Regions from separate parts of the Homo sapiens genome. Here region 1 is linked to region 2. The links are chromatin loops, found by intact Hi-C in ENCODE. Cell type or tissue: heart right ventricle. All regions are shown on one strand. Region 1 overlaps MLLT3 (MLLT3 super elongation complex subunit). Region 2 overlaps MLLT3 (MLLT3 super elongation complex subunit).

What was found. A loop is a pair of places that touch in the nucleus more often than their neighbours do. Peaks named below come from ENCODE experiments on the same cell type or tissue, not always from the same donor. Only the 100,000 strongest peaks of a DNase experiment are listed, where the experiment ranks them.
Region 1: it touches region 2 in a loop (1.9-fold over the local background); 8 of 110 quality-filtered maps call a loop at or near these places.

The regions. Positions count from the first base shown.
Region 1 is chr9:20,510,713-20,518,712 of GRCh38, forward strand. The region is part of intron 2 of MLLT3 (MLLT3 super elongation complex subunit); the gene reads right to left. Among named protein-coding and RNA genes, the nearest start is that of MIR4474, 12 kb to the left of the region's middle. In heart right ventricle, no CTCF peak of the experiment used is centred here; no DNase peak of the experiment used is centred here; H3K27ac peaks cover 3,184 bases.
Region 2 is chr9:20,608,657-20,616,656 of GRCh38, forward strand. The region is part of intron 2 of MLLT3 (MLLT3 super elongation complex subunit); the gene reads right to left. Among named protein-coding and RNA genes, the nearest start is that of MLLT3, 9.8 kb to the right of the region's middle. In heart right ventricle, CTCF peaks have their summits at 3,219 and 3,425; no DNase peak of the experiment used is centred here.

The sequences.
Region 1 (8,000 bases), 98 kb before region 2:
ACTTGGGAGAGGGGTTTGAAAGTTTCTACAATCTTCCAGAAAGCATTTGGTAAAATGTTATTATTTAAATTTTTTAAATTATACATCCTTTAGTCTAGGAATCCCACTTTCAGTGTTTATTCAACTGAACTAAAGCACCAGCATTTAAAGATATGTACTCAAGAATGCTTTGCCATTACTGCTTAAAAGAACAAAAATTGGAAATGTGGTTGCCATCAATACCAGAAAGGCTAAATAAATCACATTTGGTTCTCTCTATAGAATATTATGCAGCCATTAAAAATAATGAATTATATATCTGCATCTATTAACCTCAAAATAAGTCCAAGATATGTTTAAGTGAAAAATTAAAGTCAGAGAATAATCATGTGACTGGTATTATTTAATATTATAAAATTTAAAACAAATTAAAACATTTTAAACATGTCTATTAGAGCCTAATACTAGAGTGGTGGTGTATGTGTGTGTGCATGTTCATATGGAAGGATGCTTATTAATTTCTGGGGTGACTGAGTTATAAAACTTAAACGTATTACTTTTGTAATTTAAAAAAAACTTCAAGAAAAAAATAAATAATTAAGAACAAATGAAACTGATCAGACCCAGTATTGGAAAGAATATATGCAAATACAAACATATGCAAATAATAAAAAATTGCAATTGCAATACCTTTTCTTCAAACACAAAAAAATTAATCTACCAAGAAATTTTAAGTATAACACAATGAGTTACAAGCTGGAATCTTTACAGTACAATTCCTTCTCTCAAACTATTACCAGAAGTAAAAGCAACAGTGAATTACATTATAAGATGGTAGAAAAGGCGTTATGCTATGAAGCATCATTAAATGTATCACATACATTGGGAGGCTGAGGCAGGAGGACAGCTAGAGCCCAGGATTTCATGGCCTATGACAGAGCCTATGAATAGCCACTGTACTCCAGCCTCACAACATAGTCCCTAAGAAAATATGTAAGATTTTTTTTTAAATGCATCACATACAGATACACAGACATCACAGATACACATACATACATACATATGCGCACACACATGCACACACACACACCTCTGCCTCTCCTTCCTCTTCAGCAAGTAAAGCTTAGAAGAGGAACACCTATAAGTGCTCATACTGAAGGCAGAGAAGGGCAACAGTAGCCACAGCAGACATTAATAATCTATCACAGCACTCTTCTCTGTGGAGCAGAGAGCAGCCTCAGAATTGCATTACCAGTACAGAGTTCTAAAATAGAAGAAGCCCATCCCTGAGTAGGAGAGGCATAAAGCCTAGTTGACCTTGCTGGAGCAATAAAAAGAAAAAAGCCCCCAAGTCTGAGCTGAAGATGAGACACAGACCTCTTCATGCACTTAACCTAGCACTACAAGAGCAAGCTTTCAAAAGTATTCCTTTAATAAATACTAACCTAAAATACTCATTCTTGATATGCCTCCAAGAAAGGCTGCAATGGTGCTGTTTTACGGACTGTGGAACAACAGATGTCTCCCTATCTGGCTCCTGATCTGAAATTCCATTAGCAATCATATTTTCACTCCACAGTAGATTTTTCTTAGATGTTTAATACAGCAACAGCATGCCACCATGAATCAGCAATATCAGATGCCCGCCCACTTTGATAGGTTGGTATGTTCTCCTAACCTTAAAACAGTGGCTCTCAAACTGTGACTCCAGAACTATTAGCACCACCTGGGAACCTTTGGAAGTGCAAATTCTCAGGCCCCACCCCAAATTTAATGAATCAGAAACTTTGGGGGAAGAGTCTAGCTTGTTCTGATTCTGATAATGGCTATTGTTGCAGAACCACTGCCCCTAACTATACATTATAAACAGCATCTATGAGTACAAGTGTTTTTATCCTATACACCCCCTAAGTTTAATAGTTAAAAATGCTGTTTCACTAGCATGCCATGTTATGTCATTAAGCAAAGTTCATTTATTGTTTTTGGTTTTTTAATGCAGCTGATTTTATTTTCAAGAAACTTTGTTCCCAGAAGTCAGTAACTGAAGTTACTAAAATAGCTATGACCATCACCACAACTGCTTCTAACTATACTGCCACAAAGCACAGTACATGACTAAACGCATCTCCACACTAAGCATGCAGTTTGCAGAGCCTGTCTTTTGGTTAGAACTCCTGTTTATGGCATTGCCCATTTTGCAACACAAGCTATAAAGTGACTAAGTAAATAATACATACATACTCCACGGTATAGGACAATTCAATACAAATGATCAAACATCCACTACACATAAGACACCATATTAAGAACTGTAAGTGAGGCTCTGTTATATTTCTCTACAATTTGGTTTTGGGGGTATCTCTCTGGAGAGTAGCCATAAATTCTAGTCTTGCCCTGATAGGGCTCTAGGAAATATAGTTGTAGATATTTACAGTGTACCTTTCATGAGATCCTTCTTCATCCTGGCAGACAGCCTAATGCCTAAGTGTCTGACCTGTGACCAGGTGTCCCTCTCACAGGAAACTGGTTTATACTGGCAGGTACCCTTGTGGCCCTTGTCTGACCTGTGTCCAGTTTATTCCTCCCAAGATAGCCACTCTCTGGGAGAGCTCTGACTAAGAGGAAAATTAGGTCTGGGTCTGTCAGTCCGATGAGACACAGAGGAGGAAATACAACACAAACATGTGAAATACCAGAAGCAACGTACGACAAATTGGTGAGAGGAGGAGTACCAATGCGGGCGAAAGACAAGATGGCAGGGAAATGCACTCAACCAGCAGATGGGCAGCCAGAGAGAAATGAGCTATGGGCCAAGGCCTTTATTGGGGTCCAGGGAACTAACCAAGCAGGTTTCCTGTGGGAAGTTCTAGTTGGTGGGTTTAGAGCAAGCAGGCAAAAGTTCTGTGGAGTCACACTGTGAATGAGAGTGGCTACCGTGGCGTATCTGCAGCAGTCCATGCAGGGTACGGGGGGTCAGTCAAGTAGGCTGTATCTGTATGTCCATGAGGGAGGTGGTTGTACACGGCAGGTATCTGGCTCGACCACACTGAGGAACCGGGAGGAGGCAGGGAGTGGATAGTGTGTCAAGGATGACTGAGCCCTGCTTCTGTGTGAAACAAGTTACACCTAGATTCAGAATAGATGCTGAAGCAACATAAAATTATAAAAATTCACTGTAATTCACATCTTGGTGCCTGGGCACCAGTTTTTAAATGTCAGATAAGTGTAAGTCTGAGGGGTGGATGCACTGACTGTAAGGAGAAAGTGGATTTGGTGGTCATATTCAGAGGCACAAGTCAGGAGATTCTGATGGAAAGTTGGAAGGGGTAGTAGGGAAAGACACCAGTGGGTAGGTGGTCCTCTCCCCTAGGGAGTAAGGGGTTGACTGATACGAGGCAGGTGTCTCCTGAGGAAAGCAACAGTCACCATTAATTGTAGTAACTCATTCCGGATTTTCCTTGCAGTATGGAAGTGTAGGGGTGTACATTTGAGTGGAGAACAAGGAGGATACCAGGATCATGGGCTAAGGAAACAGTGGGTTCAGGAAGAAAACCAAAAAATGTCCTGTGTCCTGATGAGTGGAGGTTTTAGTGTCCCAGGGGAAGGAATCACAGGGGCAAAGTCATCTCCAATGGAGAGGTCCTGGGTTGGGTGATATCATCTGGGATGTGAGACTGGGGTATGGCTTTTTAAGTGACTGCCCACTCGAGCTGATGCAGGCCTCTGGACTGTAAACCATTAAACACCCAAACCAGTAGCAATGAGACTAATATTCAACAAAATGATATGTAGCTGTACCATATAGGGGTTTTTATTATTTTTTTATTTTTTTTTTGGTGGTGGAGATTTAAGCTCAAATAGGTCCCCCATATCAAATGAGAAACTGCCTGGCCCATGGGACAATCTATTTTTAATAGGTCCCAGGAAAGAATGTGCCCTTGATCTAGCTGCCAGCCTTTATGGGATGGCAGCAAGATCACAAATGTATAAAGATATGACCTAGGGCAAGATAGAAACTGTTAGGGCTTTATTTGTTGGGCTGGGATTTGAAAAGGAGTCGTTTGAGGAAATCATTATGCCTCTCGATTAAATCATTACCTAACACCTGTCAGGGACATGAAAGTTCTACTGAAAGCATCTTCCAAGAAACCAGTATTGTGTTCTAGGAAGTGAAATGTGTTTCCTGGTTACCACCAGTAATATCTTCAAGGCAGGAGATTCTCAGTGTTTCTTACCTTGAAGGAACAATTTTTTTTTTTTTTTTTTTTTTTTTGAGACGGAGTCTTGCACTGTTGCCCGGGCTGGAGTGCAGTGGCGTTATCTCGGCTCACCGCAACCTCTGCCTCCCGGGTTCAGGCGATTCTCCTGCCTCAGCCTCCCTAGTAGATGGGATTACAGGTGCCCGCCACCACGCCCGGCTAATTTTTTGTATTTCTAGCAGAGATGGGGTTTCACTATGTTGGCCAGGCTGGTCTCAAACTCCTGACCTCGTGAGCCACCTGCCTTAGTCTCCCAAAGTGCTGGGATTACAGGCGTGAGCCACTGCGCCAGGCCTCAAGGAACAATTTTTAGGCAATGCTCCAATTGTTTATAATAAATGTAACGATGTCACTACTTGTAGGCCAGGGCATTCAGTGCTGAGGGGCCTGCCTGAAGTTTGGCCAAGTTTGTTTTGAAATTTTAAGTAATCTAGGACTGGCATACTTGCGGGACCTGGTGAATAGGGACTATAGGGTTTAAAGTTCCTTTTCTTTCCCTCTTGGGCTTGAAGCCAACACCATTTTTAGTTCCTATATCTGACTGATAGGAGAAAATGGGGGAGGAGGAAGGTATCTCTAGGCAGCAGCCTTTTCTTGGGATGGCCAGAGACTGTGAGATCATTAGTCCCTTTTTCTCCCCATACTCACCGTTTTGTTTTTTGTTTTGTTTTTTCTTTTTGGCAAAATCTTTTAGAATGGCCAGGCAGCTAAATAATTATTTTTCTTTCTTTGGATGTTTATCTGACGAGCTCCTGGGGTCCCATATGGCAACCATAGTAAGTGGCCACCTCTACTATGGTTGCCATCAGCCGGAGTCATAACAGGCAGCAGCCTCTTTTGAGGATCTCCCCATTGACCTTATCCGGATCAGGCTGTGGCCTTCCCCAAAGCTCAAGCACAGACCGCCTGATGTAAGACTCTGCGGCTGGGGAGTATGTCTGAAGAAAATTGAGTCAATATATATTCCACACCAGAGCAACATCTATTTGCTTTTATACAAGAAAAAGACTCACAAGCAATGTTACTAGACATGTTATATTGTGTGCCATGGGAGCATAACACCTAATGACAAAAAAATAAAACACAGAAGCAAAGCCAGTTAAGTAAGAGATATCTAGATGTCAGCCATAAACCCCAGACCCAGCTCCAGGAGTCTGTGACTATGAACACCAGCACTGCCTCAGATATCTCCTGACTCCGCTAAGGACTCACCAATCCCACCTGTGACCCACATGAAGGAGGAGAAAGTATCCCCATCACATAAGCTTGGAAACAAATGTTTACACTAAACGGCTCTCTGGTCACAACCAGCACAAACGATATTGTGACTTTTTTTTTCTAATCGCACTCCAATCTGATAGGCAGCCTCACAAAAATATGTAGAAAAGCACAACACTCTACATGTATACACACTAAAATACTTTAAATTACAGTTAATCACAGAGCTAGAGCTTCTACAGTCTTACTACTCTCATTTCTTGACTTACCTCCAAAACTTTCATTACCTGTCAGGTCCCCCTTGTTATTCCTCATTTTCTATGTCTCAGGAATGCTATTGATGCTATTGTATTAAATAACTGTCATGCCAAAGGCACATAATACTATAAAGTTTATTTGCAATGTTGAGCAGAAACATCTATTTCTTTTTTATATCAAAGCTTATTAGAATGCTCTATCATCTATGGAGTGTACAGAATCATTTCCAGATACTCTTGAACCAAAAAAGAATCTGAGCCTCTCCTAACAAGTAGTTACAACAATGTAGAAAGATTACATGGGAATGTTAAATTGGTAACACATTTTACCTCAACTCTGTTTCCAAATATATTTTCAGTAAGTTCAATGGGCAGGCTAAAAGGTAAAATCTGTCCCTAGAAGGTATATTATTTTTACAACAGGATGAGATAATTTAAAATGTATTATAATAAATCCAACTCATGCATTTTAAGCATCTACTCAATTTTCAGTAATATGCTAGAAATTTTCAGTAATATGCTGGAAACTGCTATGCAGTTTAAGGATAAATGTTTTACTTTATTAATTAGCTATAGGAAATAATATACTTACGCAGTTTTTGTATTTTTTAAAAATAGTCTAATTCCATTTTGTTCAATAAGCATTGATTTACTGTCCAGGTGCTAGTATAGGTTGTTTCAGACTTCAAGGAGCTCTTAGCCTAGTATTATATAATATTTACTGTGTATTATAATGTCATTGGAATTTTGGAAAATTTCCTCAGAAAAACAGAAAAGGAAAAGCTATATTGAGATTTTTACAAGGTATTGGCCAACAGTTTCTACCTACTGTAGAGGGCTACAAAACCAACATCAAAAAAGAACAACACAAATCTCATAGCTCTATCCACTGAGAGGGACCAGAAGGAGTGGCATCCCAGTAACAATGAACACAAATGGCACCCAGATTGAGGTTTCTAAATACAATCCCCCAATAAAAGGAACCAAGGTTTTTTAGGGTCAGCCTAGTGACAGAGTGAGACTCTGTCTCAAAAAAAAAAAAAAGAAAATTGGTTGAACCCAAGATAAGGGCAGTGAAAATACAAGGTGTGCCTAGATCATCCTGTGGGGTCAGAAAATAAAGAAGCAGGGCCAGGCGCAGTGGCTCACGCCTATTATCCCAGCACTTTGGGAGGCTGAGGCAGATGGATCACTTAAGGTCAAGAGTTTGAGACCAACCTGGCCAACATGGTGAAACCTCATCTCTACTAAAAATACAAAATAAGCCGGGTGTGCTGGTGTGGTGCCTGTAATACCAGCTACTTGGGAAGCTGAGGCAGAAAAATTGCTTGAACCTGGAAGACGGAGGTTGCAGTGAAGCCAAGATCCTGCCACTGCATTGCAGCCTGGGAGACAAGAGCAAAACTCTGTCTCAGGAAAAAAAAAAGAAAAAAGCGAGAAATCAAATAAAACAAAATAGAGAAGCAGATGGCAAAAGAGATGAAGACTTGTCAGAAGGCATAGAAGGCAACTCACAAGAAATTACACTGGCCAAAGTTGGCGTAATTTAAACAATAAAATGAGCAATAATAGTATAACCAAAAGAATAAATATTCATGAAGCATAGTGCTATGAATGAATGAATGAATGGTAGGCTGAGCGCTGTGGCTCACGCCTATAATCCTAGCACTTTGGGAGGTGGAGGCAGAGGCAGGCGGATCACCTGAGGTCAGGAGTTCGCAACCAGCCTGGCCAACATGGTGAAACCTCATATCTACTAAAAATAAAAAATTAGCCGGGCGTGGTGGCACGCGCCTGTAATCCCAGCTACTCAGGAGGCTGAGGCAGGAGAAATCACTTGAACCCAGGAGGCAGAGGTTGCAGTGAGCCAAGATCGCGCCATTGCACTCCAACCTGGGCAAGAGAGCAAAAACTCCGTCTCAAAACAAACAAACAAACAAACAAAAAAAGGCAACTTTTCCTTACAGAAAAATTATAATTAACAAATGCAGAAGAAAATAAGAGAAACAGAAAAACACCATGAGAACATTACAGTGGTAACTGCTCCAGGCAAAATGCAAGAATGGAAACAAAAATAAGTGGGCAAAATTTTAAGCACAAACAAGATATCACGCAATCTCAAAGTATCTCTCCCAAGACACTTAGTAATCATAAAGATAAAATAAAATTTTATAGTGAAGGATCCTAACAGATACCACCTTAAACAAGTGAACAAGGTTAACACCAGTAATACATACTGATATCATGTACCATGTACCCCTGAGGTGATGGAATGAATGAGAAGGGC
Region 2 (8,000 bases):
AAATGTCAAATAGCAAAATTTGAAAATGTTTCTTGGGAAAGACAGTCTTAATCATGTTCCAAATTACTTGTAGAAAAAACTAAAAATCTTATTGTAAATGTGCCCATACATACATTTAAATACTAGTTTTACTTTCACATAATATGAGTCATTCAAGAAAACTTGAAAAAGCCAACGAATTTTACTGACAACAATAAGAAGTTCCTGATATCCCACGTCCCAGAGATCACTTATATTAACATTCTACGATAGTATTTCTTCCCATCTTTTCAGTGATGTATTTTTATCTATCACATACTTCTCAAAATGTGGGGTAAAGATGAACAAATCTAGCCATTCTAACACAGAAAATGAACTGAATCAATGATGTTAACCTAAAAAAGATACTCTGTCAAGAAGCATTAACTATAAGCTATTGTTTAGCCTTTACAATGTAAGAAAATTCCTATTTATTTGCAGCTCTATTTTAAATGTCTGCATTTGTGTATTTTTGGATAAATTATCGGCTCTAGTCAATTGCTTGACAATTTCCTTTACAGAATTGGAATGCTAACTAAAATTATTTTTTCTTTGACCTAAAAGTTATACAGCATGTTACAACTGAAGAGTAGAAAAGTACTTGCTTTTCAAAACAACTTCAATTCAGCATTTGAATTATTAAATAGAAAACCCTATTTATTCTTATATGTATGTATGCAAGTATGTTGGATGATCAAAAATTTCATATACTTTCTTCTAATCTGTTCACATGATAATACAGACAGCCCTCAATTAGCTTACATGGGCAGTCCTCAATTATTACTCTATTGATAATAAAAACACAAGTAATATCTGGTAAGTGATACTTCAGAAAAGCAAATTAAGTGACACAATTTCAAGGTCTATTTTATGTAAAAGACAAAAAAGCATGAAAAACCCAACGATCTAATGGCATGGTCAAGAGCCATAATTGAGGAAGAAGTTTCCTATCAACACTGGGTGGTCTTCTGAGTTCTTGAAATGCTCCAATCTACAAGTAATAGTTGATGGTTGAGGTGAATGGCACCGATATGATCAGAAATTAACTTTTACAAGTGTAACTTAATCCCTTATTTGGTGAATTACTCATGTTATCTTCTACTTCCCTATTACTGCAGCAAGTCTTTCACCCATTTCACTGTCCATTCACCATAAGAAAGGATAAAATTCCAATACACTGATGTTCATATATTGGTATTTTATTTTCTCAAGAATATCATTCTCCGAACTACTACTTAGGAAGAGTCAGAAATTAAATACTCCACATGTCTATTGTCTAGCATGATAACCAATATAGCTATTTAATAAAGGGTAGTTATTATTTCATTGTTATAAAAACACTAGATCAATGACAATTGCAGAATTTATCCTTTTTAAAACTAAAGGAAAAACAGTATTTTCAGAGCTGCAAAAGCCCACACAGCTTATTCAGTCCAAACACATCCTTTCTACCTCCCAGGCCAGGGCCTTTCCTGCCACACTGCTAAATACTGCTCCTACCAGTTACTGGAATTACATTAGACTCTTATTTTTAAAGCTAAAAGGCTGGTTGTATTTCATGGATTAGGTAGTAAAAAAATGATAGAGCTGGCCAAGTCCTTCAAGTTTGTGTCTAGCTTTTCTTTTTAAGCATCCAAAGTAAGTGAAGAAAGAATAAGGGAAAAAAGAGAAAAGAGAAAAATTCATTTTTGCCTATTACAAATGCTAGAACACATTCTAGAAAATGTGATTCTCAGCAGACACAATGTTTCCTGCTAAATTCAAGTGGTGGTTCTGTTTACACAAAGTCAATTATTAGAGGTGCAGAAGAAATGAGTTTCAGAAATCTGAGTAATAATTTATAACTTACAGGAGTGGAAAGTAAAGCCAGGGATTCTAAAACCCTTTTTCTGACTTGCAATACCTGCCTTTATACGGTTGCCAAAAAATTCCAGGGTCAAGACATTACATTGATGGAGCTATAAGTAGTATCTACAGTGATAACATAGGTCCCATCCTTTCTGATGTGTAACTCTAATGCAACACAGGAGGAAAAAGAGATAACATATACAAAGAGAAGGGAGTGTTGGTCTAATGAAAGCATGTAACACATAACACGTGCTGCTTTGGTGCTCCATAAAATGAGGGAAGTTAGCTTCCAGCCCACTAGTTACTATTTCTGTGCATACAGAGAAAAAGTCATACAACAAGCATCAGACAATCTTGAACTGGGTCAACATTTTCAAATAACGTGTTCCACTCAATGCAACTAAATCTCAACAGCCCAAATCCCCCATGTTTCATTGACTCTATAAAACAGCTGCTTATTATAGAGAAACAGAGAAATAAGTAAAATGAAGGAAAATACTATGTGAAATAGAAGAATGTTTCTTCAATATAAAAAAGGTCGTAATTATTTAGCTTTCATTATTCATATTAATGAAGTATTTGTGGTAAAGGGTAAAGATGATATAAAGTCTACAATGAACCTGGTTTTTAAACACCCAAAGTGTTTTACATGTTTATCAAATGAATAGATACCTGGAATAATCAGACAGTATTCTATCCCCAGTACCATCCTTGGAGGGAGGCAGGGGAAATGGGACATAAAAACCTATCTGCAAAAATGAAAAGGCATCATTCAGACAAAATTTATATCTGAAAACATTAAGAGGCAAATTACCTCCCTACTCTCCAAGCCACTGCTATTATTATTAATACTTCAGGAAACTGTTAATATATATTTTGCTTTTAAAAATCAATATACACACACAGAGCATTTTGCCTGGTATTGATGAGGAAATAACTAATAATTTCTACTGGAAAGGAACAAAGAAAAAAAATCTAGTTTTGACAAAATCAAATATTTTAAAATAGAAAAAAATTAACTTGGCTTTGAGAATATCAACCTTCTAATATGTGTAACTAATTAAAGGTAACTAATTATATTTATAATCACTAATGAACACTATTTTAAAGATAAGCCATAATTTTCTTTAATAAAAAAAATGGTGACTTGATTTTATCCAAAAAGTTAATTGTTAACTGCTACATACCAACTAAATCACACCCAAATGCTGGCCTTATCTTTTTAGAAATTCTATCGTAATAGCCTTCTTCAGTCGTCAACCACTGCAAACTTACCACACTTAAGTCAAAAGGATTAAGTCATGCAACATTACTTCTTAAAACAACACCCTGCATCCTTCATGTAATTGCAATTCTTACCACTGGGTGAATTGGGGACAAAATATCAGGAGATAACTACCACCCAGCAACAATTTTTTCTAATGATTTAATCTCAAAGGAAAACTTTAATTCATATAGAGAATTTGATTTTGTCTGAAAGTAGCTATAGAACTTTTTCCTTTTAAACAGCATCTACCATGGTTACCACCACTTAATTAAATCCTAGATCATGTCTACAAAAGCAGCTATTGCTGAACATTTGTCTGCTAATATAAGTGAATTATTACTCAATGTTTTAAAAGTAAACATTGACCACCATTTATTACTAGTTATCTTTGCACAGGCATACTTGTGACTCATTGTGTCTACATGCAAGATTGCTCCACATTTCTAGGCTTCTGATTAAAAGTAAAATGAAAGGGTAATCGAAGATGAAGAATCTCAAGTGTCCTTTCCAGCTCTAAAAAGACACAGCACACTGAAGGCAGGGACCTCCTCTTACTCTTATTTGTATCTCCCTCAGTCTTTCACTGTATCCTACATATATATTGCCTTTTGGTTAAGCACATTACTATGGCCACGAACTAAATTCTTAAATAAGACCCTAAGCCCAGAGAGGAAAACAAAACAAAATAAAGCACATCAGTTTGACAAAATTAAAAGCTTGCATATGGCAAAAAGATACCATAAATCAAGATAAAAGAAAAAAATGAGGCAAGATATTTTCAACAAAAATAACAAAGGAAGAACATCCTACAAACAAGAAAATGACAAGCAACCCAATCTTTTCTTTTAAGAAAAAGGATATAAAAAGAAGTCAATAAAGAGGAAATCAAAATAGTCAATATATATATATAAAATGCTTAATCCCACCAGGAACCAGAGAAATGTAAATGAAAACAAAAAGATACCAAATTTCAACTCTGAAAAATAGGAAATATTAAAATAGCCAAAATTGGCAAAGATATAGAGGAAAAATGGTACTCATTTTCTTGACAGAGTATAAACTGTCAGAACCACTTTTTAGAGCAATCTGACAGCAGCTAGTACAAATGAAGACACACGTGCCCACAACTCAATAACTCAAAATCTAGGCCTATGTCCAAACCCTTGTTCATCTGCACAAGGTAACATGCACAAAGATGCTCACTGCACAGAACAGAAAATGACCTATTTATTTCTTAATAGGAAAACAGAAAAGTAAAGTATACAATATATTCCCATGATGAAATACTAAGCAGAAGAAATTAAAGAGAATGACGTGGCTCTTTATAGATGAAATGTGGACAGGTTCAGAAACAGAATTGAGTGGGGGAAAAAAGCAAGATGCAAATGTATTCACTCATAAAAATATTCTGGTATTAAATAATGGCAATGGTTACACAACCTTATGAATATACTAAAAACCACAGACTTGCACACTTTAAAAGGGTAAATTTTGCATGTGAATTATATCTCAATTGTAAAAAAAAGATTCACTAGCATGATCCTCTTCACGTTGATTTTAAGACACAATACATTATTATTTGTAAGCAACATATATGTGCAAAATAAATAGAATGGAAGACAGACTGAAGGGTTGGAAGAAAAGGCTGGGAAGCATTTTAAAACATTAGCTGCATCTATAATAGTTAATTCTCCAGAATCCAAACAAGGAATCAAATAAGATAATATGTAAACATTTATTCATTCTTGGTAGTGGGGATTTGAATGTTTGTTATATCATTCTCTGCATTTCCCCATGCTTTTTTTTTTTTAATTAAAAAAGCAGCCATGGACTACAAAGGACAAAAAAGGCACATCACAAAAGACAAACGGTAAATAAATACATAATGAAAGATATGTGGCACTGCTAATCATATAAATGCAAACCAAAATGAGGCAGTTTTTCCACACAGATTGGCAAAGATTTTTTTAAGCTGTTAATTTCCAGTTTATATGCCTGAGGAAATATAAACTGGGACAATCTTTTTGGAGGAAAGTTTGGTAATATATAACAAAATTTTAACTCTGTATACCTTTTGACTCCACAACCTCCCTTCTAGAAATTTAACATAAACAAATTATTAGAAAAACCATTAAAATGAATGTCAAAGATGTCCACCACAGCACTATTCATAACAAATCAAAACTGGGAACAATCCAAAAGAAGTATAATAAATCCATATACAATGTCATACCAGAAAAATCCAACAATTTTAAAAGATGATATGCCACAAGGGTAGGAATGTTCCTCTGTGCTTTATCTCCAGCTCTAAGAAGGGTGCTAGGGCCGGGCGCGGTGCCTCATGCCTGTAATCTCAGCACTTTGGAAGGCCAAGGCGGGAGGATCACCTGAGGTCAGGAGTTTGAGACCAGCCTGGCCAACATGGTGAAACCCTGTCTCTACTAAAAATACAAAATTAGCCGGGCGTGGTGGCGCATGCCTATAATCCCAGCTACTCGGGAGGCTGAGGCAGGAGAATTAGTTGAACCCGGGAGGCAGAAGTTGCAGTGAGCCAAGATCATGCCACTGCACTCCAGCCTGGGTGACAAGAGGGAAACCCTGTCCCAAAATGAAAGAAGGAAGGAAGGAAAGGAGGGAGGGAGGGAGGGAGGGAGGTAGGCAGGCACGCACATAGTAGGAGCTAAAAAAAAGCACACACTTGTTGAATGAATGAATGTTAATAGTTAATATTGATGTGTATGTGTATATATATAAAGATGTCTAACAAATATTAACTATAGTTATATATGAAAATTTCAGATAACTCGTCCATGGTTTGACTTTTCTACAATGAACAAATATCTACAAATTAGAAAAAAAAAACATTTCATTTGTTTAAAAAAATGAACAAGGTTCTTCATAAAAGCTACACCACAAAATTGTGCCATGTAATTTCCCAGCTTCTATGACATCTCTTTTGAAGATTCAAAACAAGAAAAGTTCTATATCTTAGAACTGTAAAAGTGATGTTATGTAGTGGGGATTACCTGTAATAAATGACTAGAAAGGCAAGAAAGGGGCCAAGGTTGGTCCATGGAAGACCCATGAGAAAGAAACTTCAAAGAACCAAGAGAAGGAACAAAGGACCTTTAAGGCAAAATTATCAAACCAAGTGATATCCCTGCCTGGCCTACTTCATAAAGATAGGTAGTTCTACAGAGGGGCACCTACAATAATGAATATAAAAGACTTCTGCATAATTCAGGTAATGCATCACAGAATGGACAGTGATAGGCCGGGCACAATGGCTCATGCCTGTAATCTCAGCAATTTGGGAGATCGAGGCTGGTGGGTCACCTGGGCCCAGGAGTTGGAGACCAGTCTGGGCAACATAGTGAAACCCCATCTCTACCAAAAACACACACACACACAAACTGCCAGGCATGGTGGTCCACGCCTATAGTCTGAGCTGTTTGGGAAATGGCTTGAGACCAGGAGATGGGAGGATGGCTTGAGTCCAGGAGATGGAGGTTGCAATGAGCTGAAATCACGCAATTACAACCCAGCCTGGGTGACAGGGCCAGACCATGTGAAAAAAAAAAAAAAAAAAAAAAAAAAAAAAAAAAAAGAATGGATAGTAATAGTAGCTATAAAATATGCCCAGAAAAACCCAAGTTTAAATTATCCTTTTCTGAAAACAATTTTGTTAGGTAATCATTCACCGGAATTTAATGAGGCAAATACCTTGGAAGATTTACCTTTTCTCTTTCCATTAAATAAGTTTTTATTAGCAACAATAATAACAATCAGCTTCCATGTATTGGGCAATTTATGTGTGCCAGATTGTAGGCTGAATACTTTCTACCAGCAGTTCTCGGAGTGTAGAGTTAGGATCTCAGGATCCCTATGATCTTTTCAGGTGATTGGTGACGTTAAATCTATATATATAATAAAATCTATTAAGTTATGTGCCTTTTTCCTTCCCATTCTCTCGTGAGTGTGTAGCAGAGTTTTCCAGAGGCTACAGGACATGTGATAACACAATAGACTGAAAAGAGAAGCTGGTAAGAGGACCTAGTTGTCTTCTATTAAAACAAAGAGATTTGAAAAAAAAAAAAAAAAAGAAAAGAAAAGTAAACAATGCCCCTCTTGTCACTGTTTTTAAGAAAATGTTCATTTTTCATTAAAATGTTACCTGTATGTTAACATATAATAGGTTACTACCTTTAGACAAATTAATTTCTTTAAAATGTCTCCATTTTAATTTCTAATACACTAAAATTAATAGATATAACTTACACAAAAAAACTCTATGCGTTCTTCAATTTGTAAGTGTAAAAGGATCTTAAGCCCAATAAGTATGAAAACAGTTGATTTACATTTCAACCTCAACTTATGAGGTAATAGTTCTATTTTATCATCATTTCCATAATGCAAATGAGAAAAGAGACACAGAAGTAACTTGTCCAAAACCATACAAGGAGTCTCTTAAACCAACATTTGAATACAAGTCTGTAATTCCTAACCCTAAATTCTCTCCATCTTTAAGCAACAATATCTACCCAAGATATTAAAGATCACTTTTAGATCTTTAACTTTTAGATAGCTACATGCTAATCCCTATTTTTAAAACAATATTCTATATTGGTTTTTTATTCTTTTTCAGTTTTAAAAAGTTATGTGTGCTCATTGAATGTTTTAAATATACGGAGTTAACTTTAAAAAAAAATCAAACACTACAAAAATAACCTCCCATCACCACCACAAGTAGCTACTAAACTACTAGTAAGAGTTTGATGCCCGCTAATGCAAATTTACTTATTTACAGACATACACTTGTATAGACATACGTATACTTATCTGCACAAGCACTTTTTTGAAAAAATGA